Linked DNA regions of Homo sapiens: region 2 is linked to region 1. A link is an interaction called in ENCODE POLR2A ChIA-PET data of the cell type or tissue named here. Cell type or tissue: B cell. All regions are shown on one strand. Links, peaks and the distances in the headings refer to the core of each region. The heading gives the core; the rest is flanking DNA.

Region 1 (15,729 bases), core at 7,192-12,191:
GTTGTCGGCATCGAGACTTGTGCTTTGGGGCCATTTAAGTCAAATAAGGGTGATTTGAAAGCAAGCACTGTGATACCATGGCCGTCGATCGGATCACCAAGGTGGCTACTAAGTGGCTCACGGGCAGCAGTGTAGACAGCACAGATTCACCTGCAGGGCGGGACAGAGGGATGGCGGGAGATTTCATCACACTGCACAGAATGGTGCATAATTTAAAGCTCGTGAGTTGTTTATTTCTGAAAGTTTCCATTTGATATTTTTGGGCCTCAATTGAGCGGGCGTGACTGAAACTGTGGCGCGAAGCCACAGATAAGGGGGTGACTGCACCAGGCGCTATCGATCCATTTGTCTGCTGACGGACATTCGGTTTGCCCTCACCTTTTGACGGACATTTGGTTTGCTCTCACCTTTCGGCTACTGGGGATTATGCTGCTATGTGTGCACTGGGGTGTGGGTCTGTGAAGTCTCTGCTTCAGTTCTTTGGGGATGTTCCTGGGAGTGGAATGGCTGGGTCATGTGGAGATTCTGTTTAATTCTCTGGGAAATGCCACGTTGTTTCCCCAGCAGCCGCTCAATTCCACACTTCCACCCAGGGCACAGGGTTCCATTCCACACTCCCACCCAGGGCACAGGGCTCAATTCCACACTCCCGCCCAGGGCACAGGGTTCCATTCCACACTCCCACCCGGGGCACAGGGCTCAATTCCACACTCGCACCCAGGGCATAGGGCTCAATTCCACACTCCCGCCCAGGGCACAGGGTTCCATTCCACACTCCCACCCAGGCACAGGGTTCAATTCCACACTCGCACCCGGGGCACAGGGCTCAATTCCACACTCCCGCCCAGGACACAGGGTTCCATTCCACACTCCCGCCCAGGCACAGGGTTCAATTCCACACTCCCACCCAGGACACAGGGCTCCATTCCACACTCCCACCCAGGCACAGGGTTCCATTCCACACTCCCACCCAGGACACAGGGCTCCATTCCACACTCCCACCCAGGGCACAGGGTTCCATTCCACACTCCCACCCAGGGCACAGGGTTCCATTCCACACTCCCGCCCAGGCACAGGGTTCCATTCCACACTCCCGCCCAGGGCACGGGGCTCAATTCCACACTCCCGCCCAGGGCACAGGGTTCCATTCCACACTCCCGCCCAGGGCACAGGGTTCCATTCCACACTCCCACCCAGGGCACAGGGTTCAATTCCACACTCCCACCCAGGACACAGGGCTCAATTCCACACTCCCGCCCAGGACACGGCTCAATTCCACACTCCCGCCCAGGACACAGGGTTCCATTCCACACTCCCACCCAGGACACAGGGCTCAATTCCACACTCCCGCCCAGGACACAGGGTTCCATTTCACACTCCCACCCAGGGCACAGGGCTCAGTTCCACACTCCCACCCAGGGCACAGAGCTCAATTCCACACTCCCGCCCAGGCACAGGGTTCAATTCCACACTCCCACCCAAGGCACGGGGCTCAACTCCTCACTCCCACCCAGGGCACAGGGCTCCAGTTTCTCCACATCCTCATCCACACTCATGTTTTCCTGGTTTGCTTTTTTTAAATAACAGCCATTCTACTAAAATGCATCCCGATGGGTGCATTTGATGATATGTAAAGCATGCCTCAAGAAAGTTATCTAAAATTTTTAATTAAACAACGTGAAACCCTTGGCTTCTGTCCCTACCCAAAGTGAGGGGACCTAACCCTCTGGGTGCTGGCCTCCACACTGGCAGCTCACATAATCAGCTCTCAGCAGCCTATGCCTGTGACGGGGACCTTGTCCTCAGAGAAGCCAAGAACCCAGAGCTGCCCCTCCCAGGTCCTCTCCCCATCCCTGGTCACTGGCCCCAGGGAGACCCCCTCTCTGGGTACCTCCTGGGCAGTGTTCAAGCAAAGCCTCTGAATGGGCCTTTCTCAGGTGACTGCACAGGGTGAGGACAGCAAGTCACCCATCCCTACCTGGGTCCTCATCCCTGCTGGAGCAGCTCAGCTCTGCAGAGAGGGGAGGGCTGGCTGTGTGGGTGGAGGCAGCTGCGTGGGTGATGGTTGTGTGGGTAGAGATGGTTGTGTGAGTGGAGGCGGCTGCGCGGATGAAGGCGGCTGCGTGGGTGGAGATTGTTGCGTGGGTGGAGGCGGCTGCGTGGGTGGAGATGGCTGCGTGGGTGGAGATCCCCCTGCAGCCTGAGGCTCGAGGCAGAGGTGGCAGCAGGATGGCATCCTGGCCCCGTGGCAGCACCTGGCAGACCTCGGCCTCATCCCCGTGTGGCAGACAAGGACTCACTGCTCCTGTCTCCTGATGAGAATGCCAAGCCTCACCCTGGGCTGCCCCAGGCAGAGGGGTTCGTTTCCCCACCCCTGGGACATTGCCTGGCCGCCTCAGAGGCTGCCCCAAGCCCTTTACTGGCTATAGGGGTGAAGAAAGAGACCATGGAGCCCGCAGCCACAGAAGAAGACGGGAGATAAGGAAGTGAACAGGCAAAGCCGTGCCCTTGCACTTGTCTAGAAGGAAATGGGCCGAATGTGGCAGGAGAATCACTGGGAAGAGCTTCCTCAAAGGCGTGGGGGGACGAAAAGCAGCTCCGCGGTGGCAGCATGAGGCCAACGCCCGAAGGACAGGAAGGCACTGGCCAGGCACAGGCCCTCCTTCCCTCTGCAGTGCCGGGGACAGGAGCGGACCCGTGCGGAACATGCCCAGAGACAAGCAGACAAGCAGACAATGTGGCCCTCCAGCCACACCCCGTGTGCTGAGCTTAAAGAGAACAGCACGGGGTGACCAGCTGACACACTCTACCCAGCACCAAGGGAGTTTCCAGGATCCAGGACCTTCCGTTGTAAAACCAGGACAGTCCTGAGCAGACTGGGATGAGTTGGTCACACTAGGGTTTCTCCAGTTTGAAAAGGGCCACTGGGTGCACAGAAAGAAAAGTGAATTCTGCCAAGATGGCTCAAGCCCCCACCAGTCCCCCTGGGAGGGGGAGGCCAAGCAGGGCTGCTGGCCTTGGGGGAGGCGGGAGCAGGGCACACATTACTGGTTTGTGTCCAAGACTGGTGCACCTGGCTGGGGGGATGAGCCGGGCCCCCACGTGGTCTCTGTCTTGTCACTTTATTGCCATTAAATTGCACATTCCCTTTCATGCCATAGTCCTCAGAGACGGTGGGTGCATCTGGTGTCCTGCATGGTAGCTTTGGGTATTCAGACACAAAAAGGACCTAGAATTATGGAGAAACCACTCACGGACATTCACTGAGGCTCACCATGGGTTGAGATCCTGCACTGCAAAGCGCCTTGTAGAGATTTCTTTCCCACAACAGCCCAAAGGTGGGGATTATCGCCTTTCCCATTGCAGAGTTGAGAAAACTGAGATGGAAGTCAGCTAAGCCATCCGGTTAGTCCGAGGTGGAGCCGCGATTTGAACTGAGGCCCCCAGGACCCCGTGTCATTCCCACAGTGTGAGCCATCGGGCTCGGGAGATAGGGGCCAAAGAACTCCTAAGCCCCTCTTTGGTTTTAGGAGGTTCTCAAGGGGTTTCTCCATGCTCTGTTGCAGAATCGACATGAACTTTTAAAATATGGCCTTGATTTGTTAACTTATTTATTCTTCTTCTTCTTTTTTTTTTTCTGAGACAGAGTCTTGCTCTTTTGCCCAGGCTGGAGTGCAGTGGTGTGATCTCGGCTCACTGCAACCTCCGCCTTCCAGATTCAAGCAATTGTCCTGCCTCAGACTCCTGAGTAGCTGGGATTCCAGGCAGGCACCACCATGCCCGGCTAATTTTTGAATTTTTAGTAGAGACAGGGTTTCACCATGTTGGCCAGGCTGGTCTCGAACTCCTGACTTCAAGTGATCCACCCACTTGGGCCTCCCAAAGTGCTGAGATTACAGGCGTGAGCCACCGCGCCCGACCTAACTTATTTCTTAAACAGTTAAATCAGTTGCACAGGGAAAAGATCAACTCTCAGTGGTTGGTCCATTTGCACCACAGTTCAATTTTGTAAAGAAATAAGCGTGTTTCAATTCAGTATTTAAAAAATTTTAATTGTATTATACATGATGATGCCCTTTACCTTCCACTATATTAGAGTAGATTATATACGACCAATCCTCCTGCAAACACAACTGAAAACTCTAGGATGGACACACAAAACCACAGCAGCAGCAAAGCAGCCGGGACACGAGACCAGCCGACATCCTGGAGAAAAGGGAAGTGCAGGGAAGAAAGTCTGAGAACGGATTCCGTGGTTGGCGTGACAAGGGCCTGTGGGCTGACAATCCAAGCCAACAGCAGCAGAGAGCATCCTGGTAGCATCACCCCCAAGCTCACGGCACTGTGTTCAGAGCCTGCCAAGCAAGCAGTGCCCTGCTAAACACCACAGGCTTTCTGCCCCGATGACTCCAACTCCACCCAGGAGCAAGAGCAGCCTGTAGAGAGGCCAGGCCTCAGAGGAGCCAAACCCAGTGGAATCAGCTCAGTTCTTAGTTGGACAATGGAGATCCGGCCCCGTTGCAGCCACCTGCTGGGAACCAAAGAAAGTCTCCTCTGGGGAGATAAACAACCCAGAGCGCTACAGTGTTTTCTGAACAATGTGGAGAATTTTCTTTTTACATTATAGGTACAGTGAGCTGAGTGCTGGCCCCAAAAAAGATACATCCACATCATAACCCCTAGAACCTGTGAATGTGACCTTATTTGGAAAAAAGGGTCTTTGCAGGTGTGATCAAGTCAAGGATCTTGGGAGAAGGAGCTTATCCTGGGTTCTCTAAAGGCAGTCCCATGTACGCTCTGTAAGAAACAAAGAGACTGGGCTGAGAAGCACAGAGGGAGACAGGCACACAGAGAAGAGGGGAAGGAAATGTGGCACAGAAGCAGGGACGGAAGGGATGCAGTCACTTCATCCACGAAGGAATTCCTGAAGCCACAGCAGCTGGAAGATGCAAGGGAGGGTTCCCCCAGAGGCACTGGAGGGAGTGCAGCCCTGCCCATACCTTGACTGGGGGCTTCTGGTCTCCACAACTGAGACATTAAGATCCTGTGTTTTGTTTTGTTTTGTTTTGTTTTGTTTTGTTTTTTTGAGATGGAGTCTCTCTCTGTCACCCAGGCTGGAGTGCAGTAATGCAATCTCAGCTCACTGCAAGCTCTACCTCCCAGGTTCACGCCATTGTCCTGCCTCAGCCTCTCTGAGTAGCTGAGACTACAGGCACCCGCCACCATGCCTGGCTAATTTTTTCTAGTTTTAGTAGAGACGGGGTTTCACCGTGGTCTCGATCTCCTGACCTCATGATCTGCCCGCCTCGGCCTCCCAAAGTGCTGGGATTACAAGCATGAGCCACCACACCCGGCCAAGATCCTGGTGTTTCAAACCACTCTGTGGTCATTTGTTATGGCAGCCATGGGAAACTAATACACCAGGTAAGCCAAGAGAGGAACAGCAAAGCAGACGATAGAAGCAGACCCACAGGTGATCCCGCTATTGGAGTTACAGAGACAGGCTTAACAAAAGTGCACTTAAGAAAGTAGAGAATTTCACCAGACAATTGAAATCTGTGAAAAAATAATACATAGAAATTCTAGGACTGAAAAATCCCTCCAAAGGAACAATAATATGACAAGGGACTTCACAACAGAAATGACAGAAGCCAGAAGGTAATGGTATGTCATAAAGTGCTGGGGAAAAATATGCTAAAAACAACAACTGCCAACTTAGAATTCTAATGCAAGGGAGAATAACTTCAAAAATAAAGGCCAACAGTTCCTTTAAAGGTTAAATATAGCCCAACATATGACCCAGCCATTCCTCTCTTAGTTATGTACCCAAGAGAAAGAAAAACACATATCTACACCAAACTTTGTATTAAAAATGTTCATAGCAGCATCATACACAAAAGCCAAAAAGAGGATACAATTCAAGGGACCACCAACTGTTGAGTGATAAAGTCAGGTCTACCCATACAGTGGAATATTATTAAGCCATTAAAAAGCACAGATTCATGCTAGCACATGGATGACCCTCAACAGCATTATCCCCAGCGATAGAAGCCAGACACAAAAGAACACATATGACAGGATTCCATTGATATAAAATGTCCAAAAAATCAAATATAGAGAGACATAGAGCAGATCCATGGCTGGCTAGGGCTAGGGGAGGAAATGAAGAGTGATTTTTTTTTTTTTGAGACAGTTTTGCTTTTGTTGCCCAGGCTGGAGTGCAGTGGCATGATCTCAGCTCACTGCAACCTCTGCCTTCCGGTTTCAAGAAATTCTCCTGCCTCAGCCTCCAGAGTAGCTGGGATTACAGGCAGGCTTATTTATTTTTAGGGTGTGGAAACCTAAAATTAGATTGTGGAGACAGTCATACAACTCTGTAAATATACTAAAATTCATTGACTTGTACACATAAAACATGAATGTTATGGCATGTCAATTATATCTCAATAAAGCTGGTTTAAAGAAAAGAGAAGGAAAAAAAAATTTTGCAGACAAATAAAAACTGAGAGAACTGAGGTAGCAGCAACACACATGCACACACAAATACACACACATAAATATTAAAGAGAATTCTCCTGCAGAACAAAATGATCCCAGGCTACAGAAAGGAAATTTAGGAGAAAATTAAGTGCACAGAAATAGTAACTGGGTAGGTAAATATCAATGACTCTCAACTAAACAACAATAATGATGTCTTATAGGGTTTTAAATATACATAGAATTCGTGTATACACAGCAGTCACACAACAGGTAGCAGCAGAAAATGGAGTTAAAATATTGCAAGCGGCCAGGCGCGGTGGCTCACGCCTGTAATCCCAGCACTTTGGGAGGCCAAGGAGGGCAGATCACGAGGTCAGGAGATGGAGACCATCCTGGCTAACACAGTGAAACCCCGTCTCTACTAAAAATGCAAAAGATTAGCCAGGTGTGGTGGCAGGTGCCTGTAGTCCCAGCTACTCGGGAGGCTGAGGCAGGAGAATGGCACGAACCTGGGAGGCAGAGCTTGCAGTGAGCCGAGATCGCGCCACTGCACTCCAACTTGGGGCGACAGAGCAAGACTCCGTCTCAAAAATATATATATATATATTGCAAGCATGCCTACTTTCTATTTGAAAAGATTTGGATTCCCTAACCTGAGAGTTTTCCTGTAATGCAACCCACTGGGCGTGCAGTTATCATCCAACCTTCTTCCCATCACCCTGTGGGAACCAGAGCTCAGGGAAACTTCCCAGAAATTCTGATAGTCTAGCTACTGCTATTTCTATGTGTAATAAATTGTCCATTTCTGACCCAGGGAAAAATTAATTACTTAATTAAAATAAAATATTCTAAAGTACTTGCCTTGTCTTGGAAGTGACAGGAGTATGCAATCATGGTAGAGTGTAATAAATCAAGGATGTGTTTTTAATCTTTTTTAGGGAAAAGACTAAAAGAAGAATAACATATAGGATATTTAACAAGTTAACAGGACAAGAGATAAAACAAGGGAAAACAGGAAAAAAGTGGATCAAAAAACAGACGAACCCAATAGAAAACCAGATAGTCGGATGGTAGATTTAAACCCCAAATATTTGTCATTATATTAAATGTGAAAGTACTAAATATTCCAATTAAAAGATAAAGATTGTCAGATTATATTTTTGAAAACCACTTACATCCTGCTTGTGACACACTTTAATTAGAAAGACATACAAAAATCAAAATAAAAGGATGGGAAAATCAGCGCCTTGTAAACAATAACCGAAAGGAAGCTGATGGTATGCTGACAGGCAGGGCGGACCTCCAGGCAAGAAGCCGTGCTTGAGATCACTGAGACAGTGCATACCGGTTAAAATGATACAGGTTAAATGATACAGGTTAAAACGGTCAATCCGTCAGGAAACATAGCATTAAAATTCATATGCACTCAATAATATAAGTTCAAAACATAAAGGGAAGGAATTGAGAAGGGAGAAATGATACAGGTTAAACGATACAGGTTAAAACGGTCAATCCATCAGGAAACATAAATTAAAACTCATATGCACTCAATAATATAAGTTCAAAACATAAAGGGAAGGAATTGAGAAGGGAGAAATGGACAGAATTATCATCATAATGAAAAAATTTTCACCTACCTCAGCCTGTAACTGATAGAACAGACAGCAGGTGAGTGAGGATATATTAACAGACAGTTTGAAAACATGATTTTAAATATGACCTGATGTATGGATTGTCTTAGTCCCTTTGGGCTGCAGTAACAAAGGGCCCTAGATTGGATGGCTTATACATAGCAGAAATCTGTTTCTCACCCTTCTGGAGACAAACTCTGAGATGAGGATGCTAGCATCGTTGGGTTCTGGTGAGAGCCCTCTTCGGGGTTGCAGACGGCTGACCTCCCTTGTATCCTCACGGGGTAGAAAGAGGTCAAGCCAGCTCTCTGGGGTTCCTTTTATAAGGCATTTATTTCATTCTCGGGGGCTCCACCGTCATGACCTCATCAACTCCTAAGTCTCCACCTCCTAACCTTGTCATCTTAGGAGTTAGGATTTCAGCATCTGAATTCAAGCAGACATAAACACGCAGTTCATTGTACGGATACACAGCACTCTCCCCCAAAACTGCAGGAGACACACTCTTTTCAAGTACCTAAGGAATAGTAACCAAAATTTATCATATTTGGGGACAGAAATCAGGCTTTGACAAACGTCAAAGGCAGGGCCAGGACTAGGGTGAGTCCAGTGAGTTCCCCTAGGCCCAAAATATAAAGGGATGCTCACTCCCAGATTCACGCAGGCAGAGGAGTGGGAGGGAACACAGGAGAACTCAATTAGAAAAGGATGAGAAGAAAGCAGGGAAAATTCACGATAATAAAACAAACGATCCGAAAACAAGAGAAGGGAGCTTCCTTACTCCGATCAAAAGCACCTGCAAAAAGCCTGGAGAATATATTCTACCTAATGGTGAAATCATGGAAGGTTTCCCACAAGATTAGAGATGAGACAAAGATGGCAGCTCCCCTGTGTAGTTTAAGTCACACATGCTGAGGTCCTCACCAGTGTGATCACACCAAGAAAAGGAAATAAGAGGCATTTGATTGGAAAGGAAGAAATAAAACTTTTATTATAGGTGGACAACATGATTTTATATGTAAAATATCTTAAGGACGCTACAGATAAACCATCAGACTGATGAAGTAAACTCAGTGTGGTCACCGGATACACGGTCAATATATAAAAATCAATGACATTTGTCTAGGCTGGTGTTGTGGTCACCCCACTGCAAGAAACAAGATAGACATCACTCCCCCACGTTCCTAAAATTTGGTTTGGATGTCAATACTGATGATGCCTTGCACACACGCACACACACTCACACTCACACACACACTCAGTCACACACACACTAGCTCACACACACTCACAGTGATACACTCACACACACTCACACTCACACACTCACACACTCACACACTCTCACACACACACTCACACACACTCTCACACATTCACACACCCCAAGAGGGTATGCAAGGCTTACTAGTCACGCAATGAGGCTTTCTGGGGAGAGCGGGGCTGATGCCCAAGTTTGTCTGAAAGTGGCTTGAGGCGGCTGGGAGAGGAGGTGGACTCAGCCTTCCCAGAGGTCCCAGAGGTCCCAGAGGTCGGGGATGGGCTGGGGTGAAGGTTCCCACAGGCAGGCCAGGGGCCCCAGGCTTTGAACTTCCTGCCAGCACCGCCAGAGGGGGACCCAGGCCTTCTCATCGGCTCACAGGAAGGTGGGACAGAAGAGGGAGGGGAGGGTGAGGCTTCAAGACCTTCTGCAGGAAAACCGCAAAACTGGAGTCAGAACCTTTACTGTTGCCGCGGATTGTGCTAATTGTGTTTAGAAAAGAAAATAACCAAGAAGTAAAATGATACTGAGGCAGGAGAATAGGGTCTGGAGTCTAAGGCTGATTCGCCCTGACTTCCTAGAACTGAATCAAAAGGAAAACCTCACCTCTTCCCACCAAAGTAACAAAATGATCAGAGGCGACTCCCTTAGCAATGTCCCCACCACCTCCACTGCGTTGCAGATGAAAAACGGAAAGTACCTCTGATTGGTCACCTCCAGCAACCAATCAGACTGGTCACGGCCTTACTCTTCATTTGCACAGCGGTGTAACTTTGTAACTTCATTTCAGCCTCTGATTGGTCCCAATCACTCAGACTGGTCGTGGGCCACTCCATTTACATAGATTGTAACCAAGTAACCAATGAGAAACCTCTAGAGGCTGTTGAAACCCCAGAACATTCTTAAGCAGTGCTCTTGAGCTATTGGCTCGAGCCCACTCTCACTCTGGGGAATGTACTTTTGTTTCCATAAGTCTGTGCTTTCCTTGCTTGATTCTCTTGTCACTTTGTTCGTGCATTTTGTCCAACTCTTTGTGCAAAAAGCCAAGAACCCGAACGACCTGTAGCAAGACCTTCAGCCAGTAACAGTATCATTTACAATGACACAAAGAATCAAATACCTGAGAATGCATCTAAAATGTGCAAAACTTCTCTCACAGAAAACTACAAAACATCATTTTACAAAAGTAATGGAGGCCCCAAGTGGAGGAACCAGCTCGTTCATGAATCAAAGGTGGACAGATGTCAATCATCTCCACATTAACACAGTGATTCCATGCAACGCTAGTTTTAAAACGCCAGCAGGTTTTTATTGGTGAAAGGAAGCCACACTTTTAAAGTGTACAGGAAATGAAAAGGTTGGGACTGGGCTGGGCACGGTGGCTCATGCCTGTAATCCCAGCACTTTGGAAGGCCAAGGTGGGTGGATCACTTGAGGTCAGGAGTTTGAAACCAGCCTGGCCAATATGGTGAAACCCTGTCTCTACTAAAAATGCAAAAATTAGCCAGGTGTGGTGGCGGACACCTGTAATCCCAGCTACTAGGGAGGCTGAGGCAGGAGAATCACTTGAACCCAGGCAGCGGAGGTTGCAGTGAGCCGAGATTGCACCACTGCATGCCAGCCTGGGCAACAGAGCGAGACTCCATTTTAATTAAATAAAAAAGAAGGAAAGAAAAGACCAGGAGAACCAGACAGTCTACAGGAGAAGAGCAACACAGGAGGACCTACCCCACTAGAGGCCAGGGTCTAAGATGAAGCTACAATAATTAAGCCAGTGTAGTATCAGTGCACAAACAGACCCACAATAAATGGCGACCTGGTGTAGAACGAAGCTGGGGGCAGGATGGTCTTTTCAAAAAATGGTGCTAAGTCACTTGGGTATCCGTCTGGAAGAAATAAGCCTCGGTCCCTATATCGCACCATTTCTAAATATCAGTTCCTGGGATGCTATAGATTCTAAACATCAAAGATAAAGCAGTAAAACATCTAGAAGATAACACAGGCGAAATGTTGTATGACTTTGGGATAGGCAAAGATTTCTTAAGTCCAGACCTTATGGCACTATTAAGAAAGTAAAAAGGCAAACTATAGACTGTGGCAAAATACTTGTAACAAGTGTATTTGGTAAAAAACTCACTTCCTAGATATATACCAGACTTTTACAAATCAGTAAGAACAAGAACAAAAGGCAACCCATAATCAAAAAAAGGGTTAAAAAAAAAACTCCGACAGGCATTTTGCAAAAGTTATCTTATAAGCATTTGATTAAAAAGTGCTAAATGTCGGCCAGATGCAGTGGTCCACGCCTGTAATTCCAGCAGCACTTTGGGAGGCTAAGGCAGGCAGATAACAAGGTCAGGAGTTCGAGACCAGCCTGGCCAATAAGGTGAACCCCATCTCTACTAAAAATACAAAAATTAACCGGGTGTGATAGCACACACCTGTAGTCCCAGCTACTCAGGAGGCTGAGGCAGGAGAATCACTTGAACCCAGGAGGCAGAGGTTGCAGTGAGCCGACATCGTGCCACTGCACTCCAGCCTGGGCGACAGAGCGAGACTCCATCTCAAAAAAAAAAAAAAAAAAAAAAAAAAACTGCGAAGTGTCAATCCTCATCAGGGAAAGCACATTAAAACCACGAGCCACCCATACACACTTATGAGAGACGCTACAATGACAGACTGACATAAGCAAAGGTTGGTGGGGAGACAGAGCAACTGGAACTCCAGCACCCCACGTGCAGGGAGAGAAAGTGGCGTGACTCTGGAACACTGGGTATCCATACTTCCTACAGCTGAATCTACACATAACTTATGGCCCAGCAATTCTGCACCTAGCCAAGTACTCTGTGGGAATGTGCACGCATGTTCACCAAAAGACATACCGCAGTGTTCACGGCAGCATGGTTAGCAATATTGCCGAGGTCGGCATGACCCACTGACAATAGGACAGGCAAATAGACTGCAGCATCGTCACAACACGGGATGCTATGTATCGAAGGTGACAAGTCACAGCTCTGCCTGTCACGGAGTCATTGCAGCAACGTAATGTTGAGGGAAAGAAGCCAGACACACAGGAGGGCACATGGCATGATTCTATTTATGTAAAATTCAGAGAGGGGCAAAACCAAGCTATGGCCCTGGCGGTCAAGGTGGCAGTAGGTTTGGGAGGAGAGCCAAGTGTGCCAGGAGTGGACATGGCTGCCCTGTTTCCTGGTCCACAGGGTGATTTCTCAAGGGTGTTCAGCCACAGTGGGGCAGTTTTCCGCACTCACTGATGCTTCCATTAAAACAGAGCTCCCCATCCCCCAGACCACAGTATGGGTCCATGGCCTGTTAGGAACCGGGCCGTGCAGCAGGAGGTGAGCAGCGTGTGAGTGAGCAAAGCTTCATCTGTGTTTCCAGCCACTGCCCAACACTCACATCGCCACCAGGGCCCCACCTCCCGTCAGATCAGCCGTGGCATTGTGGCATTCGATTCTCACAGGAGCCAGGACCCTATTGTGAACCGTGCATGCGAGGGATGTAGGTTGTGCACTCCTCATGAGAATCTAAAGCCTGATGCTCTATCACTGTCTCCCCTTACCCACAGACGGGACCATCTAGTTGCAGGAAAACAAGCTCAGGGCTCCCACTGATTCTACATGACAGTGAGTTGTAGAATTATTTCATTAGATATTACAATGTAATCATCATAGAAATAAAGTCCAAATAAATGCAATGCCCTTGAATCATCCCCAAACCATCCCCCACCCTCCAGATCCATAGAAAAATTGTCTTCCGCAAAACCCGTCCTGGGTGCCAAAAAGGTTGAGAACCACTGAATTAAAAGGTTCACTAACAAGGGCGGAAGAGAATGCTGTTTTATTTCTGACAGGATCAGCTGCAGGTTATTCAATGTCCTCAACAAATCCCTCAAGTCAGGCACAGCCGTTATGGAAATCAGATTTTTTAACATGACCAAAGTCAGAAAAAAATACTCGTGCCTCATCCCCTCACATCACACAGATTGCACGGGGTACCCCATCTGGAGAAGAGCTGAATATTCCATCTTTTGGAGCAGCAGGCCTCAAAGATAAATACTCTTGACTACAGCAAGGCCTTGTGTCGCTTTTCCAGACATGGCTTCCCCTCTGCAGTGGGCTGGGAGGGGCTGTGCTGGCCTCTTGTCTCTGTGAATCAATCCCTGTGTTCGCTGCATTCCGGGCCCTCCTGCTCTGGGCCCTCCTGGCGGCACAGTGGTCCTCCCCAAAAGAGGTCAAGCCAATGAAATGTCCTTGCTTCTATCACCAGTTTCGGGAGACAATGGGACAAATGGTTTTGAAGCACTCCCAAGTCACCCAGGGCCAGACACTAATTCACATCTGCCCCGTAGTGGATTCTAAGTACAGACTCGACCTCCCGGCCGAGGCAGGTGCCATCGATCCTCCAACTCACGCAGACTCGGTGCTGGGCGCCTCTGCGCTGTCCTCGGCTGTTACCTTTGTGGTCTGTTCTAGGACCTTCTCAGTAGCCACGCAGCGTGAATGCCCATTCTGTGCAATTCTGAGTGGAATCACTTCTCTACCTTTCGCAGCAAAATTCTTCCACTTAAACCTAAAAAGCATTTTGCAGTTGTTCTAGGGGAAGAAAATGATTTTATCTGGAGGTTCCTGAGCTTTAAAAAAAAAAAAAAAAAAAAGAGATGCAAAAGCTTCAAGGGCCCCCTGCCTATATTTGACAAAGTTTCCTAGCAGATAATGCCCCGGGGGTCAGGGAGATGGATCTCGGCCCCCGCAGGCCTCACAGCCGCTGTGCAGCCCTTCAGAAGAAAACAGTTATTATTTGCATAATGGGATTTCTGCAGAAATCATAATTAATCTTAAATTTCACATTAGTGAATATATCTGAACCAAATTGCTCCAGCACTTTTTCTTCTGAAACCACCACGCTGCCTGAAGACCACTTGAAAGTGGCTGGAGCCCCCCAGGGGTCCATGACTGCCCTTCAGGAGACCCTGTCTGAGGCAGAGAGAGAGGGGGCGAGGCTGCAGGGTGCTAGGGGAGGGGCGCGGCTGGCAGTGGTGGGGAAGGGCACAGGAGGGGCAGCCTGGCCGAGGGGGTTTTAGGGACTATATGGATTTTATTAGCAGGGTATAGGGTAGCAGAACTGGGGGGCCGAGTGGCCGCTGTGTGGGAGGGGGAGCTGCCCAGCCAGGTGTGGGACCACCACTGAGCCACTCTTGTTTGGACAATGACTTGGAAATTACCCCTGCTCGACGCTTGAAACCTTAAGGTGAGATTTAAAGGGACTGGGGGCATTGAGACCATTCTCAGTGGGGGCCACTTGATGTTTTTCCAGATGACCTCCTGGGTTCAGGGGGCCTCCGGCTTGAGTGTCTAATGACTCCCAGGGGCTGGCCCCCCACTCCTCCATTGTACAGTCCCTGCCCCAGCCCCACCAACCAGGCAAGTGTCCCAGGACCTGGCCTGGAAACCTGGGTCCAAACCCACTATCGTGGCTGTCAGAACCCGGGATCCCCGGGGCCTTGTGCCCCAGCCACACAGCTGGCTCAGCCAGAGAAGGCCAAGTTTCTAGAAGGCACTAGATGGTGGACTGCAGTGGGGGCAGGCGGCACTGGCTGCCGGGGCGAGGTCGGCCCTGGTTCGGGGCGAGGGCAGTGCACAGAGCCCCCTTTCTCCTCTCTGCCCACCCCATGGAACAGTGGAGACATGTCCAAGTTCTCCAAGGAGGTCTGCCTGTACCAGCTCCGGATCCCTGCGTGGCCGCACCTCCCGGCAAAGCCTCTTTGTCCACGGCTTCCTGGCAGGGCCCCTACTGCAGACTCCTGTTCTGTAAACACCTCACAGCCTCCGACCCCCGACTCCCTCTGGCTCCCACCTCCCCCTCCCACTCTCTGTACCCACAAACTTCCCCTGGGCACCCACTGTTCTGGGCACGCTGGCGTTTGGGGGAAGCACGCACAGGCCCGGCCCAGGGCCTGCCCAGGAAAAGCTGAGGCAAGGATGGCAATAACCGTCCTCCTAGCTCGAAGCGATGGCTGGGAAGTGGCCCGGCCCCTCCATGCCTGGTGTCCTTATCTCTAAGCGGGGAGGAAAGGTGTCCCCCTCAGAGGCTGTTTGGTGGAGCAGCGGAGATGCCACTGGGGTGAGGCATTTTTCCTGATATTTTCCCTGGGGCCGGGGAGGCATTCTCAGGGGCAGCCCAGAGCAGTGCGGTCAGCCCCCCAGAGCCCTGGGCCACACAGGACAGCGCTCAGGCCACTTCAACAGCGAAATCAGCAACAAGAAACGCACAAAGCAAGAAACACGTACTAAATCGACCTCGAGAAAGAGGCTTGCTTGGCACTGGGTACACGTC
Region 2 (15,729 bases), core at 5,908-10,907, 300 kb after region 1:
CAAGGGCTGCCCTCCATGGTCTGGTTGTCAGTGAGGGACACGGGGCTGGGCCCAGACACTAGAATAAATTATTCGGGTAATACATGGTTCGATGAGGGGCCAGGTGAGCCCGTGGGGGTTGGGCAGCCATGGTCGGGTTGGATCACGGTCCAAGGCCGGCCCCCACTGCTGCAGGGCCTCAGCCCACTCTCACTTCCTGTGTCTCTGTCATGGTCCCAGAGTGCAGGAGCCCCGTTTGCTCATCTCTAAAATGGAGTCATGTCGCTCTGCCTCCCGAGCTATTGGGAGGTGACTGGCGGACACTCCCACAGGTGGCTGGTACACAGCAGGGCTCACAGGGGCACTGGACAAACCGGGGCTCCCCCAGATTGCTGTGGGCAGGGAGGAGCTGTCCCCAGCTCAGAGCAGCCCTGACGGGCTTTCCAGCAGGGGCCAGGGTAGAGGCCAGCGGGGCAGGGCCCCAGCCCAGGGAGCCCCGAGCTCCCTGCCCACGTCTTGAGCAGAAGCCTCCAATCTCAGGGGCTGCAGTCGGCCAAGCTGTGGGCCAGAAACTCAGGCAGAAATTGCAGGGCTAGTGCCTTTATTAAAGCTCCATGGAGGGGCAGCTCCAAGGCCTGCACGCCACAGTTGGCCGCCATTGCCCAACTGACACAGCACATCCCCCCCGCAGTGCCTCCACAGCCCCACACCCCGGGGCAATTAGCACAGGGCCATGCCCTTCCATTGCGCAGCGTTCACCCACCCCACCACCACTTCAGCATAAACCGTGGAGTCCTTTCCCAGGCTGGACGGAGCCGGGGTCCAGCTGCGGGGCCTGGCTGGGGAAGCGCTGCCCGGCTGGGGAGGCGCTCCCCAGGCCCTCCCCACACACCTGCCCCTCCCCGCCGGGCGCATCCCCACCTCCCGCTGCCTCAAACCGCCTTCCTAACAACACCCTTTCCCCAGAGCCCCACCTCCAATATGTAGACTGGCCGCTCCCTCCATGGGAGGGGCTGCTCAGCCCACGCCCCGCCCTGGCGCTAGGCACCAAGCAGGAGGGGAACGGAAATCCTCTCTGGTTCGCTGGGAGATGGGGAGCCTGGCAAAGTGGCCACCAGGGCGTCCACCGGGTCCCCTGTGGGCGGGGTTGCTGGGCGCTGCTCCTGGGCAGAGGCCGAGGTCTCTCCGGCCCGTTGCTCTTCATTCACCGTGGCCTGAGACTCCCCAGTACTCGGTGGAGGGAGAAGGCCGGAAGGCTTCCCGGAGGCGGCGCGCCAGGCCTTCCCTGAGGTCCATCCGCGGCGCTCTCGGCGGCCCGGGCTCCGGGAATGAGGTGGCTGGTGAGGCCCGCGGAGTGGGAGGCCGGTAGGACGCGCGTCCTGCCCAGCGCAGGCGACAGACACCCCTGCCGCCACCCCCGCCAGGCTCGCCGGGGACGTTTCCTGTTCTGTCCCCAGCTGGGAGCTGGGCTGGCACCGCACGAACTTCTCGGACAGCAGGGAGAGCAGAAAGGTGGCAAGGAGCGCCCACCCGCCCCTGCCTGGCCCCGCAGGAGGGCCCTGCGCTACCGCCGCACCGCCACGCTCTTCACTCTGGAGCACCGGCCTCAACGAGCGCGCGGGGCGGAGGGCGGCCGGGAGGCGGCGGCGGCGCAGGTGGTGGAGGCGTCTTTATGGGCGCCAGGCAGTGGTGCACGCTTTCCCACGCCCGGCAGCCAATTGGAGGCCAGGGCCAGAAGAAGCACGGCCCCGCCCCCTAGCTCCGGGCCGGGCCACCCCCACCCCCACCCCCCTCACCCCCCACACCCCCCACTCCCCGCTCCCCCCGCCCCCGGCCTCCAGCAGGGCGATGTGGGTAGGCGTGGCTGGGGGGTCACGTGGGACCTGACCGGGAGGAGGAGCCTGCCCATACGTCCCTCCGTCAAACCTGCTCCCTCCCTGTCCCCAGCTTTCCGACCACCTGACCTGTCCTCCATCTGACAGTCTTCCAGCCTGGCCAGGAGCAGCCCCAGCCCAGGCACCTGCCCGGGCCTGGCCTCCTCAGGGGTGAGGACAGGGGCCGCAGAGGCAGCTCCAGCTGTGGAAGCAACAGGGAGACAGGCCAGGGAAGGGGCTGAGCCGCAGCTACTGCACAGGGGGGCCAGGGCCACTGCTCCAGGAAGCCCCCACCCTCCTCCTGCACTTCCTGATAATCCAGGCCAGCGGCCACCTCCCCCAGGAAGCCCCCGACCCTTCCCTCCCCTGGGCTGGCTCTCATATTAAAAGGTCATCCTTGGAGGTGCTCTGGGCAGTTAATTCCAGGCAGCAGCCCCACACCCCAGCTTCTCCAAACCTGGTATTTGTTAACCAGCCGCCCTTGGGGGTCCTTCCATCAGCCTTGGGAGGCAGCAGTGCTGTCCCACACCTCAGACAAGGAGACTGAGGTCCAGGGAGGAGGCCTTACCCAGCTCACTGCCCCACCAGGTCCCTCTCCTGCCCCCTACACTGACAGGGTGGGCTGCTGGGTGGGCAAGAAGATGGTTGCAAAGGGTGTGAGAGCCGTGCAGGCCAGACTTGGAAGCAAGGAAGGTGCCAGCCCTGGGGACTCATGGCCAGCGTGTGGGGGCGAGCAATGGGTAGTGTGACGGTGGAGGCACGGCGCCAGGCATGGTAGTGGGTGCCTGCAGGGTCCTCCTGAGCCATCCTTTACCCAGGCACCCATGATAAATGACAGGCCCAGGAAGGGTGCCAGTCTCGGGCCAAAAGAGAGGGGGTAGCAGCTGGCCTGGGTGGCTGCACAAGACTACCCCTATGCCCTGGAGACCTCCTGCCCCCATGGCCAGAAGGGAGGTGCCTCCCTGTCACGAAAGTCCTGCTGGGGGTGGCCAGGTAGGCTGTGGCTGCCGCTCCGACAGCCCCGCCTGCCTGAGGCCATGAATGGCCGGGAGCCTTTTGTGGGTGAGCAGCTGGCTGCCGGCCCTTTCTGTGGGGCTGTGGGAAAGTCCTCGGGCCAGCCTCTCACAGCCTCTCAAAGCCCGGATTATCTCTGGGTCTGCAGGACACCCTCTCAAGGACGCCCCCAGCATGCTTGGGGGCAGGGACGCCTCTGCAGAGGCCCTGTCTGCTGAGCTGTGGCCCCAGAAGTCGCTTGGCCAGGAAGGGTCTCCTGAGTGGAAAGACCCCTCGGACACCCCACTCCATGCCCCCTACCGCATCCAACCGCCCAGACTCAGAAATGCCCGCCACGCCAGGCAGGCTGTCCTGGAGCCCCGGCTCACTGTTGTCCTGGCCTCTAGCCCTCTGGGGAAGGGCGTGCTCAGCAGAGGAGCTTGCTGGGGGTTGCTAGTAACCCCCCCTCGACCCCAGGCCACGTGGCTGCGCCCACAGCTGGGCAGACCCAAGCCAGATCCAGGGCTGAGATCACACTTGGAGGTGCTCAGGGCTGAGGGCCTCGAGGCAAGTGCTCACTTACTCAGCACCTACTGCATACAGGCCAGGCAGAAGCTGCTCAGAGTCCTGAGAGTGGGGCAGGACCACAGCTGCCGCACCCACACCGAGCAGGGGTGGGCCCAGCTCTAAGCAGAGCTGCCTGCGGCCAGCTGGCCTTTCCCTGACCCCCAGCCAGTTTCCAGGAAGCCTGGAACACGGGCAGGGGTCGCCCACCCAGGAAACCGAATGAAGGCGAGAAGAAGCAGAGCCGGGCAGTGCCTGGGGCAGGGGTCTGCGTGCCGAGGCCACTGCACATGCCTGGCGCTCATCCACTCTCCGTCCTCAGCACAGGCCTTGGGTGGGAGCGTTATCAGCTGCATTGCACAGATGAGGAAGCTGAGCCCCAGAGGGCCCACCTACTGAGGGGTACTCCCCAGATTTGAACCCCGTGCCCACAGCCCTCCCCACTGGGCCGTGTGCACACAGCCTGCATCAGGGGTAGGGCAGGGAGGCAGGCGCCTGCCTTGGTCCCCTCCTGGCACCTAGTGCCATGCCAGGGCCAGAGCGTGCAGGGGACAGCCAGGAGGCTGCGGGAACTGGAAGGCACTGGACAGGCCAGATGTGTGCGGTTTCCAGCGCGGTTGCTCAGGGAGCCTCGGCTGCTTCCCAGGCCTCAAAGGCAGCCTGGAGGGGGCCCTGCCGCCCGCTGGGACGACTGCTCCCCAGATGGCCTCTGAGGCCGGAGCTCAGCACACAAAGCCCAGGCAGCCCGTGGCGAATGAGTTTGTTGCCGCGCACGCGCCTTTTGTGCAGGATGAATGTCCGCAGAGGGGGGTGGATGTGGGAACCCACCCGGAGCGGGCTCCAGCCCAAATGCCCCTCCAGGCAGGGGAGGTAGGCGGGTGCCTGGGGCAGCACACAGCCTCGGTGCCAGCCCCGAGCCCTGACACAGGCAAGCAGTGCCGGGCTCCCCCTCCCCCACCTCACGCAGGAGCCACAGGCGAGGGAGGGCTGAGGGTGGCTGCCACTCTGCTGAGGGTGGCTCCAGGGCGGGGGAGCTGCCTGATGGGGCTGGAGCCCAGTGGGCTGAGGGCTACTGAGCAGGAGGCTGAACACATTCCCAGGGGCTCCAGGGGCTGGGCCGGGGTACTGGGGGGAAGCAGGACCTTCTGGAACCTGCCCTGGGCACCTTCAAGTCCAGAGGGTGGCTGCCCTCCAGAAGCCAGAGTCTCCCCTGGTTGAAGCCAGGATGCATCTCAGTCCTGGGGGTGGGGACAAGAGGCTGAAGGTCTCTGCCAGACCTAGGGGGCAACTAGAGGAGGAAGCGCAGACTCCCAGAGCCCCCTCCCGTTCCTCCTCCCTCACCACGGGACCAGCAGAACTCTCGGCCCGGGGGCTCACTTAATGAAAAAGGGTGGTTCCTGCCCGGCTGGGCTGGCAGCCTGACCTCTCCTCTGCCTAAGCTCGCCAGGCCTCTTCCTCCCTTCCCTCCATCTGTGACAGGGGTGCCATATCCACTGTGCTGCAGCAGGTCCCCGGAGACCCCCATCCATGGCTGTGGGGGTGCCCCAGGCATGGGTCCTCCCTGCTGGTCACTGCCGAGGGTCCCCACGCTGGGCTGGAAGCCCCTACCTGAGACAGCTGGCCCATCGTAATGGGGGTGGTGGTGGGGATGGGAGCCCCACTCGGTACCACACCCCAAATAGAGTGCTGATAAAGGCCAGCATCCCCTGTAAGAGTTGGGGCGGCACATCAAGGGAAGGGCTGGGATCCAAGGCTCAGAGAGAAGTGATCACTGGGGCCTGGGGCTTGAGCCCCACATCTGTGATCTCCCTGGTCCCCCTACACGTGGATGACAGAGGCTCATAGACAGAGGGTCCCCCACACCCTGGCCAGATAGTGCTCGCAGAGCTAGGGCACCAGATGGGGGGTGCTGGCACAGGGCCAGTGCAACAAGGCCAGGGCCACAGGAAGGGCCAAACACCTGCAGGCCAGTGGGACAAGAGAATGGACTTCCAGACCCAGAGTCCCAGAGCTGCCGGACCCCACCCAGGGCTTCCCAGGTAACTGACAACAAGCAGCACCCCCCCGCCTCCCAGCAGTATGGCCCAGACCCCAGCCCCTCACAGGGCCTAATCTGCTTCAGGAGCAAGCGAGCTGCCATCCCGCAAAGCCCTCAGCACTGCTCCAGGCTGCTGCTCCCCCTGGACTCTGCCCCCTGTGGAAGACACGTTGACCCCACCCTGTGTCTGTTTGTGGAGCCCCAAAGATCAGCTAGGCCACCCCCTCAATAATCAGTTGGGGAAAAAGGCCAAAAGTCAGCCCAGGACCCCAGCGAGTCATGTGGAGCTGCCAGTCTAGCCGGGAGGGAAGCTGGGACGCTTTTCAGTGCAAAGTAGGTCTTTCCCAGCGGTGGAAGAGCAGACCCGTGCGCGTGCTCTGCGGCAGGGACCTGAGGAAGTGCCTGTGGCCAGCGTGAGGGTTACATGAGCAAAGCAGGAGCCTGACCCGGGTGGGTGAGGCTGCCCACCTGCCCTAGCCCAGGGTTCTCTCTGGCCTCGGCCTCCACCTGGCAGCTGGGCCCTGGGTTTCCATGGGCCTCAGTTTGCCACCCTGTCCAATGGGCACGATGACGAAGCCTCAGGACGGTGTGGCCACACTCAAGTGCACACTCACTCAGTCCCCTCCTGAGGCTCCCACATCAGCCCCAGAAGTGAGAGGAATGGGGCACCCCCCGGGGGCGGTGAGGACAGCGATCGATCGTGGGAGGCTCTGCCTGGGGCAGGTAGTCCTTCACTGCGGGTGGGACCAGTGCTTATGAAGAGGGCCCAGCAGTAACCACTGCAGGCCACGTGGCCAGGCTTCTGTCCTACCACGCCACTGGCGTCACGCCAGGAGGTGGCCTTCCTGGATAGCATCGGGTGTGGCGCCCTGCTGTGTCTCCGTACAATGTTATTTATGGACGCTGAAACTTGAATTTCATCTTTTTCACAAGTAGTGAAACATCTTTCTTCTCTATTTATTTGTTTCAGCTGGTGCTGAGACCGGCCGACCTGTAATCCCAGCTACTCAGGAGGCCAAGGCAGGAGGATCGCTTGAGCCCTGGAGTTCAAGACCAGCCTGGGCAACACAGAGAGACCCTGTCTCAAAAAAAAAAAAAAAAAAAAAGTAAAAAACACTCTTGGGTGGGGGTGGGGAGTGGTACAAAATCAGTGAGAGGCCCAGACGCTCACCCCTTTTCTAAAAGTTTTACAAATATTAACGCTTCTGATCCTCCCGAAACCTAGTGAGGGGGCCCTATCACTGTCCCCATTTAACAGATGAGGAAACTGAGGCACGGGTAGGGTTAAGTGCCCTGCCCGAGGTCCCACAGCTGGGGACCCTGGGATTCCTCCCTGCTCCCGCCTCCCCAGCCTCTAAGAACCAGGGATTGTGGGGCTGGGGACGAGCCTCCTGAGCATTCCCTTAGCCCCTAACTTGAGAGCCCTCCCGGCCCAGGCGAGCTGGGACGCAGCCCTCCCCACCCCTCCCCAGCTCTCCGATGCGCGGGTTTCCAAGCCCCTCCCTCCGCCCGGCTGTGGGTTCGCGCTCGCCGGCGGTTCCCACACTGCGCGGGCGGGCGGCGAGGGAAGCGTGCCTGGGCCCCCCCGCGGCATTAGTGCCGGGGTCTGAGTCTGAATGAATGAGGGCGGCGGCGGGGGGCGCGGGGGGGCAACTCCCAAAAGACCATCTGGCTCCGCGTTATAATAGAGCAATAAAGGGCTTGTCTGCCTTTCAGAGGTTGGGAACGAGCTGCTCTCTGACACCGCGGGGTTTTTAACCAGCTTGGGACGGCGACCCGGCCCTGCCCCGGGGCGCACGGGGGGTGGGGGGACACCGGCGGGGCGGGGCGTGCGGCCACGTGGGCCCGGACGGCCCCTAATCCCCGCGCCCGTGAGACTGCGGGCCGCGGGCTTTCCCACCACCCACCCCTGCGCACCGGGGGAACCAACCCCACAGGTGTCCCCATGGTCCCCATAGCAGCCTGGTTTTACACTAGGGAAACTGAGGCCCGGAAAGCTGGGCAGGGGGAGCCTGAGGTTGCGCCCATGCCCTCTGGGGTGTGGACTCCAGTCCCTTGGTGAAGGTGGGGCCTGGAATGGTGCACAAAGCTGGGGCCTCAAGCCTGGCCTGGGACTTGGGAAGGCTGCAGTCTGTGGGGGGTGCCCTCAGGGCTACAGGAGCCCCCTCGGCTTCAGGAACCCCCACCCCATCTCCACAGATGCCCAGGTGCCCTAGGAGCAGCTGGCGTGCCCTGCGCAGGGGTGTGGGCTACTGTCTCAGCAGGGGCCCCAGTGGCCTCTCGGGTGCCAGCCTCACCCCAGCAGCCCTGGAGAACCCAGGCCCAAGCCAGGGCACCAAAGGGCATCAGCTCGGTGGGCCTGGTGCACCCCCAATTCTCCAGCAAGGGCCCTTCCCCCTGAGGTTCTTGGGTCAGGGCTGCGGCGGGGAGCCCAGCCACAGGTCCTGGTGGAGGGATGGAGCCTTACCTTAGTCAGATGAGAAATGGTACTTCCACCGCCCAGCTCAGCCCACCTATAGTGCTCTCACGCAAGGCCTTAGGCCTGCCTTCCCTGTTCAGACCCTACGGGTCCCCGTGTGGCCAGGTTGGTTGCGATCGGGAGATGGGTAGAGGGCCCTGCCCCCTGACTTGGTGCCCCTGGCCAGGTGCAGTGTGCAGTGCAGGGACTGGGACACCTGTTTGGGCCCACAAGCCGTATTCCAGGTGAGGATCAGACAGCAGGTGGCCAGCCCCAGCACAGAGTCTCCTGGGCTGGGGCTAACTGGGTATGGAGGGGGTGGGCGCTACTCTGCAGTGCCCCAGCTCTTTCCCCGCCATCCTCAGGGTTTGTCTCACTTCCAGCCACCTGGAGCCAGGCCTCCCAAGACCAAGATGAGCTTGGCAGGGAAAGCCCATTTTACAGACCCGTAAGCTGAGGCTCAGAGAGGAGTGGGGTGTGTCCAACAGTCTCTAAGTGAAAAAGACAAGGGCAGAGCCCAGCCTTGGCCTGGACCTTCTGCTTTCACCAAGCCACTCAGTGCCTGCCCCGGGGCCTCTGGGAAGGAAACACGCTCCTGGGGGACCCCTGCAGGTTCAAGCCTGCACTGCACACTGCACCTGGCCAGGGGCACCAAGTCAGGGGGCAGGGCCCTCTACCCATCTCCCGATCGCAACCAACCTGGCCACACGGGGACCCGTGGGGTCTGAACAGGGAAGGCAGGCCTAAGGCCTTGCGTGAGAGCACTATAGGTGGGCTGAGCTGGGCGGTGGAGGTACCATTTCTCATCTGACTAAGGTAAGGCTCCATCCCTCCACCGGATGGACTCTGCACCCCAGCTCTGCACCTCAGCGCAACACTGAAATGCCGCAGGAGATGGGCCTTCTGTCTCCACAGTCACGGGAAGAGCAGGTGTCTGTGTTCCCAGCCTGGGGAGTTGCTGCAGAGTAGGAGCTGAGAGGCTGACCCCCGTGAGGGCCCCAGAAGCACACCTGGGCAGGCCAGTCCCCTCACCTTGTGAAGCCTCAGTTTCCTCATCTGTACAATGGACTTGATCATCATAATCCAAAATCACAGAGTTGCCGTGCAGATGCGAAGCCCTTCTGGGCTGTGCACACAGGGGATGCTCATTTGGAGGTCAGGCTGTAGAGGCTGCGAGCCCTGTCCCACTGCAGCCCGGCTTCTCAGCTGGGTATCTCACTGGCTGTGACACCCCTGGGTGCTGCCAAAAGGTGTTACTCAAGGCAGACTCTCTAACCCACTTGGGATGCTCAGGCCCCCAGGTAGAATTCAGGCCCAAGGGGTGATTGGGGAGGGGGGTCTGATGTCCTGACCTCAGCAAATCGGAGTACTTCAAGCCCAGGGGAGGCTCCACATACTGGGGGGCTCAGCACACAGAGGATGATCTGCACACAGGAAGGGCTCTGCACGTAAGAGGTATCCACACACAGGCATGCTCTCTACACAGTGGGGGCTCTGCACACAGGAGGGGCTCTGCACACAGGAGCGGCTCTGCACACAGGAGGGGTTCTGCACACAAAGGGGACTGCACACAGGAGGGGCTCTGCACACAGGAGGGGCTCTGCACACGGAGGGGACTCTGCACACAGGAGCAGCTCTGCACACAGGAGGGGCTCTGCACACAGAGGGGACTCTGCACACAGGAGGGACTCTAGGGACTCTGCACACAGGAGGGGCTCTAGGGACTCTGCACACAGGAGGGGCTCTGCACACAGGAGGGACTCTGCACACTGAGGGGACTCTGCACACAGGAGGGGCTCTAGGGACTCTGCACACAGGAGGGGCTCTGCACACAGAGGGGACTCTGCACACTGAGGGGACTCTGCACACAGGAGGGACTCTGTACACAGGAGGGACTCTGCACACAGGAGGGACTCTGCACACAGAGGGGACTCTGCACACAGGAGGGGCTCTGCACACAGAGGGGACTCTGCACACAGGAGGGCTCAGGAACTGCTATTTACTTTAGCACAGTGTGAACAGGGAGGCCTATCCAGCCTCCACCCTGGACGATGAGAGAGTTCTCAGCCCACCCTCTGACCGAGGTCACTCCACGTCAGGCGTGCAGAGACAGGCCCAGCAGCTCCCAAGGACGTCAGACCCCCCTTCCCCAATCACCCCTTGGGCCTGAATTCTACCCTGGGGCTTGAGCATCCCAAGCGGGTTACAGAGTCTGCCTCATAACACCTGTTGGCATCACGTGGGAGTGTCACAGCCGGTGGAGACCCAACTGAGAAGCCGGGCTGTGGTGGGACAGGGCTAGCAGTGTCTGCAGCCTGACCTCCACCCCAGGAGAAGGCTCTGGCCCCTGCCCACCTTTCCTCGGGCCTCGGCTTCCCGACTGGACTCTGCATGCCCTGACCCCCTCTTCTGGGTGTGAGCAGCACACAGCGGCACCTCCTGTGGGAAGCCAGCGTCAAGGGGAGGAGCAGCTGGTCCTAAGCACTGAGGGCCACACCCTGAGCTCTGTCCCTTCTTGGCTCTGCTGCCAACTGACTGGCAGCATGCCCCTTGCCAAGGCCTGCCCCCAGGCATGGTGGTGGGGGGCATGACCGTGAGACCTTGGCAAGTTATTTTGCCCCTCAGCACCTCTGTCCCTCACCTGCAGATAGGGACGCACTTACCTGCCTCGGAGGGCCGCCAGGGGCCTGGTTGAGCACCGTTCCTACTGGGCAGGGCAGGGCAGAGGCACTCCTGTCAGGGTTTTTCCCCACAGTCACCCCAGGGCCCAGGGCTCACGTGGCACAGAGCAGTGCTCGGCCAATGCGGGTACTCTGGGAGTTAGGGCAGCGGGGCAGGGTGGGGACGGGTGGCCCAGCTGAGGACATCTGAGCAGGCGTGAGCATTCCTGGGCACATGCACGCAGATGCATGCATAGACACACATGGGCACACATGCACACACACACACACTGGTACACACAGACACATGGGCACACACGTACACAAGCGCACACACTGGTACACAGACACATGAGCGCACACACACACTGGGACACAGGCACACACACACACTCGTACAGACACAGGCACACACACGTACTCAAGTGCACACACATAAGTACATGCATACAGGCACACACACACACACGCACAGGTGCACTCACACAGGTGTATACACAGGAGCCTCCTGGGCTGGGCACGGTGGCTCACGCCTGTAATCCCAGCACTTTGGGAGGCTGAGGCGGGTGGATCACCTGAGGTCAGGAGTTCAAGACCAGCCTGGCCAACACGATGAAACCCTGTCTCTACTAAAAGTACAAAAATTAGCCAGGCATGGTGGCGTGTGCCTGTAATCCCAGCTACTCAGGAGGCTGAGGCAGGAGAATTGCTTGAACCCAAGAGGCGGAGCTTGCAGTGAGCCCATATCATGCCTTTGCACGCCAGCCTGGGCAACAAGAGCGAGACTCCGTCTCAAAAACAAACAAACAAAAAAAACCACAGGAGCATCCTTCCAGACTTGGAGATGTCAGTCCTGCTCACCTGGTCTCTCTTGCCCCAAGCTGGTGTCCCTGTAGTGCCCTCTGCCTGGAAGGTGCTTCCCAGAACTCCTCAAGCAGAACTCGCCAACACCCTCCTTAGTCACCGTTCCCTCTGGAAGCCCCTCTTGGTCACCCACCTTCCCCTTTGTCCCCACCTCAGGGATTCTTTCTCGCCCTTCTGAAGATGCAATGACTTCCTCCCATAGGAACCTATGCATGTGGATGCACGTATGTATGTATGTGAGCATGTGTGTGTTGTCTGTGTGTGTGCGTGTGTCTGTGTGTGGGGAAGCCCTTTCAAAAACTGCACAAGTAATAAATGCTCATTCAAGAAAACACAGACATGAAAAATTAACCAAATCTATGTCCCCAAAACTGTGTTGGCTCTGCTGGGGGGCGTGCGGCTGCCCGACTCTGCCACCGGTGTCAGACAGGCTCCAGCTCAGCTGTTGCACCTGGCTTCACCGCAGGTCCATGCCGGGCCCAGTCTACACCCTCAAGGCATCTCCCACAGGTAAGAGTGTCCCCTACCCCCAGTGCAGGAGCCTCAGTCCCAGCTCAGCATGTGTGCTCAAGCATCTGCTGACCAACGAAAGAGAAGCTGCCCACTGAGGGGGGCTGGCTGTGGGGAGGAGCTGGAACCAGCCCCATTTCTGGACCCAGGTCTTTGGTCCAGTTCTTCATTTAGGAGGGGAGGGGTGCAAGGAACTGAGGCCACAGGGAGGCCACCACCGGCCTAGCAGAGGGGCCAGGGCGTGGAAAGGGCCGAGGATTTCCTCTTGGCCTCATGGTGGTGCGCCACCCCCACAGAGCACCCCTAAAGACGAGAGCCGGCGGTTCCCACACTCCGCGCTCCTGGCGGCCTTCCCTGGTGACAAAGGGCATCGCGCGTGCCTCGCTGGCCGCCTTCATGCTACAGCCTCCCTTTGTCCACACGTCCGTGCAGGCCACCCACCATCTGGAGCTCCAGCTCCCAGCACTGATCGGATCGATGCGCTGCTCTGCCCTCGCCAGAGGGTGGAGGGCTGCAGGGAGCGGGGGGAGGCCACACCGTCCCTCACCAATGCCCCCTCCCCGCCAGAGGGCTCCCCGCACGTGAGCGCCCCAGGCTCCCTCCCCCAGCTCCGCACACCCCTCCCTTCCCACCACCCCACCTCCCTCAGCTCCTCAGGAAGAAGACGGGGCGCACCACCACACGTCCCCGTCTCACGTCAGACCCTCACCAGCTGTGTGGTGTGAGCACCTCTCTGCGCTGCAGACTCAGTGTAAACAGAAAATAAACAGTGCCTACCTCCTGGCTTCGTAGTCAAGTCTAAACTGGCAAGTACACATGAAGTGCATAATAAATACTCGAGTGTTGACTCCTCCTGTTAGCTGACCCAGAGTACATGTGACCTTGGGCATGTCACTTAACCTCTGTGACCCTCTTGCCCCCAGCCCCCCAGCTGGAGAGTGAGCACAGGCCCACGCACTTTGCAGGGAGGGCTGTTGTAGGAAGTCGGATTTCCATGTTCCATACCTGCCTGGTGATTCACAGATGCTCAGCGCCTGAGGACTCTTCCTCCCTCCCCCACTGCAGCTCCCGCCTGGAGCCCCAAGGAGAGATCTCAAACCTCTCCCAGCCACTCCACCTCCCATGAACAGGTGCCCTCCCTGGCCGAGGGTGGAGACTCGGAGCCACACCTGGTCCGGCTGCATCTGTTCACAGCTGGGGAGACAAGCTGGGTGGCTCCTTGCAGCAGGTGGGCTGGCTGCTGATGCGGGGGGTGGCCTGGCTCCAGGGCAGAGCCCTATGCATGGATGGGCCCAGGGCAATGGCAGGCAGTGCTGGCCACTGTTCAGGCAGGGGTCCTGGATGTGGGGGAGGCCGCTGTCTCTGAAATCTGGAACGGGGCCATCTCCCTGAACTGACTTCCCAGGCAGCAGGGCGTTTTGCAGACTTCGAGTAGAGTTTCCACCCAGAGGCCCCCAAGCAAGGGCTTCAGGGGCTGGAAGAGGAAGAAGCTGGGAGCTATGGTTACCCCTGACCCTCCTTCCCCAGGTCAGCCTGGCTCCTGGCCCCCGCCAGCCTGCCTGTTCCCCACACTCCAAGCTGGAAACCCTTGGGGACAGGAACACCAGGTCGGGGGTGCCCGGCACCACACCTACTTCCTCAGCTGGAGGCAGGGCCTGGGAAGGATTGTGGGGGCTGCCACTGCCTGGGCGGGGAGGGGGCAGCAGGAGGGAGTTCGTGGTTCTTCTCCAGAAAAGCTCCTCCTTTTTGTTTTCTCCAGTTGTGGCAAAATATATATAACATAAAACAACCATCTTAGCCATTTCTCAGCACAGAGTTCCATGCCATGAAAAGCATTCGTGATGTGCCACCATCACCACTGTCCACCTCCAGAAAATGTCCATCTCCCAAGCCGAACCTCTGTCCCCAGGAACGCTTACTGCCCAGTCCCTCCCAGCCCCTGGCACCCACCATTCCACTTTCTGTCTGTGAATCTGACGACTCTAGGGGCCTCCTACAATGGCACCACCTGGGATGGGCCCTTTTGTGACTGCTTTATGTCACTGAGCACAGTGTCCTCAAGGTGCAGGCCTGCTGTGACCTGCGTCACAACCTCCTTCTCTTCTGAGGCTGAAGAACGGTCCACTATGTGGAAGGACCACATTTGTTTGTTCACAGACAATGGGGCGGCGGCCGCCTCTTGGGTTTGGGAACCGCACTGCTCTGAAGACAGGGCCCAAATAACTCCCCCAGGTCCTGCTTTCCATTCTCTTGTGCATGGACCTAGAAGTGGAGCTGCTGGGTCCTATGGTTGCTCTGTGCTTCATTTTTGGGGGAACTGCCAAGCTGTTTTCTAGTGTCTGCGCCGTTTGACCTTCCCAGCACCACGTCCTGCTTTGGAGCTGGGAGCAAATGCCCCTGGAGCTTCCCATCGCCCCCCACCCCCACGGGCCCCTCCCCTCCGAGGAGCTCTTCGCTTTGCTGTCAGCCCTGGAGGGAGTGGTGCTGGGCGTGTGGATTATTTAGAAATGGGTCATGGTTCTAGACGCGTGCATTCCAGCTTAATCATGCCCAACTTGTAGGTTTTGCCTGAAGGCCCCCTGCCTCAACAGTTGCTGAGCTGTGGAGGAGAATAGAGAGTCCATGTTTCATGGGGACAGAGGTTCAGCTTGGAGAGAAGGACATTTTCTGGAGATGGACAGTGGTGATGGTGGCACAGCATCGTGAATTGAGACAGCAAAGTGCCCTGCCTCAATGTCTGTGTATGTGGAGGCAGGAGGACTATTACCAACTCTAGATGTGCCAACCCCACCCCAACTATCAAGCCCCTTAGACTTACTGAGCCCTCCAGGGTTGGGGGCTCAGGGAGGTGCAGGCAGGACAAACTCCCTCCCTCCTCAAAGCCCGGCTGGGGCAAGAACACCCCCATCCCACGCTGAGCTGCTGGGGGCAGCCAAGGTGGAGGATCCCAGCCCCCCAACACTTCACAGTGCTTCTGTGGAGCAGAGCCTGCCAGCCTGGAGCAGCCTCCAGCCCTCCCTCCTCCAGCCCCCTCCGCAGCCCACCGTGGATGGTGTGAGCCGGGAGCCTAGTGAGTTTCCCACACTTTGGCCCCATTCACAGTGTTAAACGGCCCACAAAGGCCAGGCGTGTGCCTCGGAGGCCGCCAGAGCTGCCATCTGGCCCGAACTCAGGGAGGGAACCAGCCTTTCATCCGGCCAGGATTCAACACCATTCATTTCATATTTCCCACAACTGAAAATTGGATCAAAGCTGCTCCAGTCCAGGGGGAGGGAGGAAGAGGCGGGAGGCAGCAGCCCCCACACAGCCCACCCACCACCCTCACCTCCGGCAGGCCGCCATCCTGGCCCACTGCGGGTGGGCGGGCCGTGGGGGTGGGGAGGTTGGACCACATCTCCCGGCGGCACGTGTCTCCTGTGGGCTGAGGAGCTGGCTCAGGGGAAGGGACCAGGACAGGACACAAGCCCCAGCCACCTGCCGCTCCAAAGCCTGCGGGAGCAGGGCCTGGCCTCAGTGCCACCCCCATATCTGGGCACAGGCCCTGTCCCCGCTGCCAGCAGCTGGGTGGTCAGGGCACACGTGGCTCAGGTTCCGTTTCCTGCTGGCGGAGGTGCTGGCCAGGGCCTGCCTGGGCTGGGGCCACCTGCCCGTGCTCCCGCACCCCTAGCCCCTGGCTAAGCACCTCCTTGATGTGGCCGCTGGACCAGCAGCGTATAGGTCATGGGCACACGGGTGACTACCTCGTCCTGCCCTCCCCACCCCCAGTCCAACCCCAGGGAGCCCATAGTC

The links. ChIA-PET counts read pairs that join two places held together with the same protein. Peaks named below come from ENCODE experiments on the same cell type or tissue, not always from the same donor. Only the 100,000 strongest peaks of a DNase experiment are listed, where the experiment ranks them.
Region 2: POLR2A ChIA-PET joins it to region 1 with 8 read pairs; 2 of 35 experiments call an interaction of 5 or more read pairs at or near these places.

The regions. Positions count from the first base shown.
Region 1 is chr1:2,834,585-2,850,313 of GRCh38, reverse strand. No RefSeq gene overlaps it. Among named protein-coding and RNA genes, the nearest start is that of TTC34, 41 kb to the right of the region's middle. RefSeq lists an enhancer at 1-138. In B cell, for the core only: no CTCF peak of the experiment used is centred there; a DNase peak (open chromatin) is centred at 9,733.
Region 2 is chr1:2,532,295-2,548,023 of GRCh38, reverse strand. No RefSeq gene overlaps it. Among named protein-coding and RNA genes, the nearest start is that of HES5, 9.9 kb to the right of the region's middle. RefSeq lists enhancers at 2,439-3,309, 4,181-5,051, 12,199-12,702, 12,703-13,206, 13,207-13,710 and 1 more. In B cell, for the core only: a CTCF peak has its summit at 8,532; DNase peaks (open chromatin) are centred at 6,223, 6,893, 7,780 and 8,493; H3K27me3 peaks cover 2,120 bases.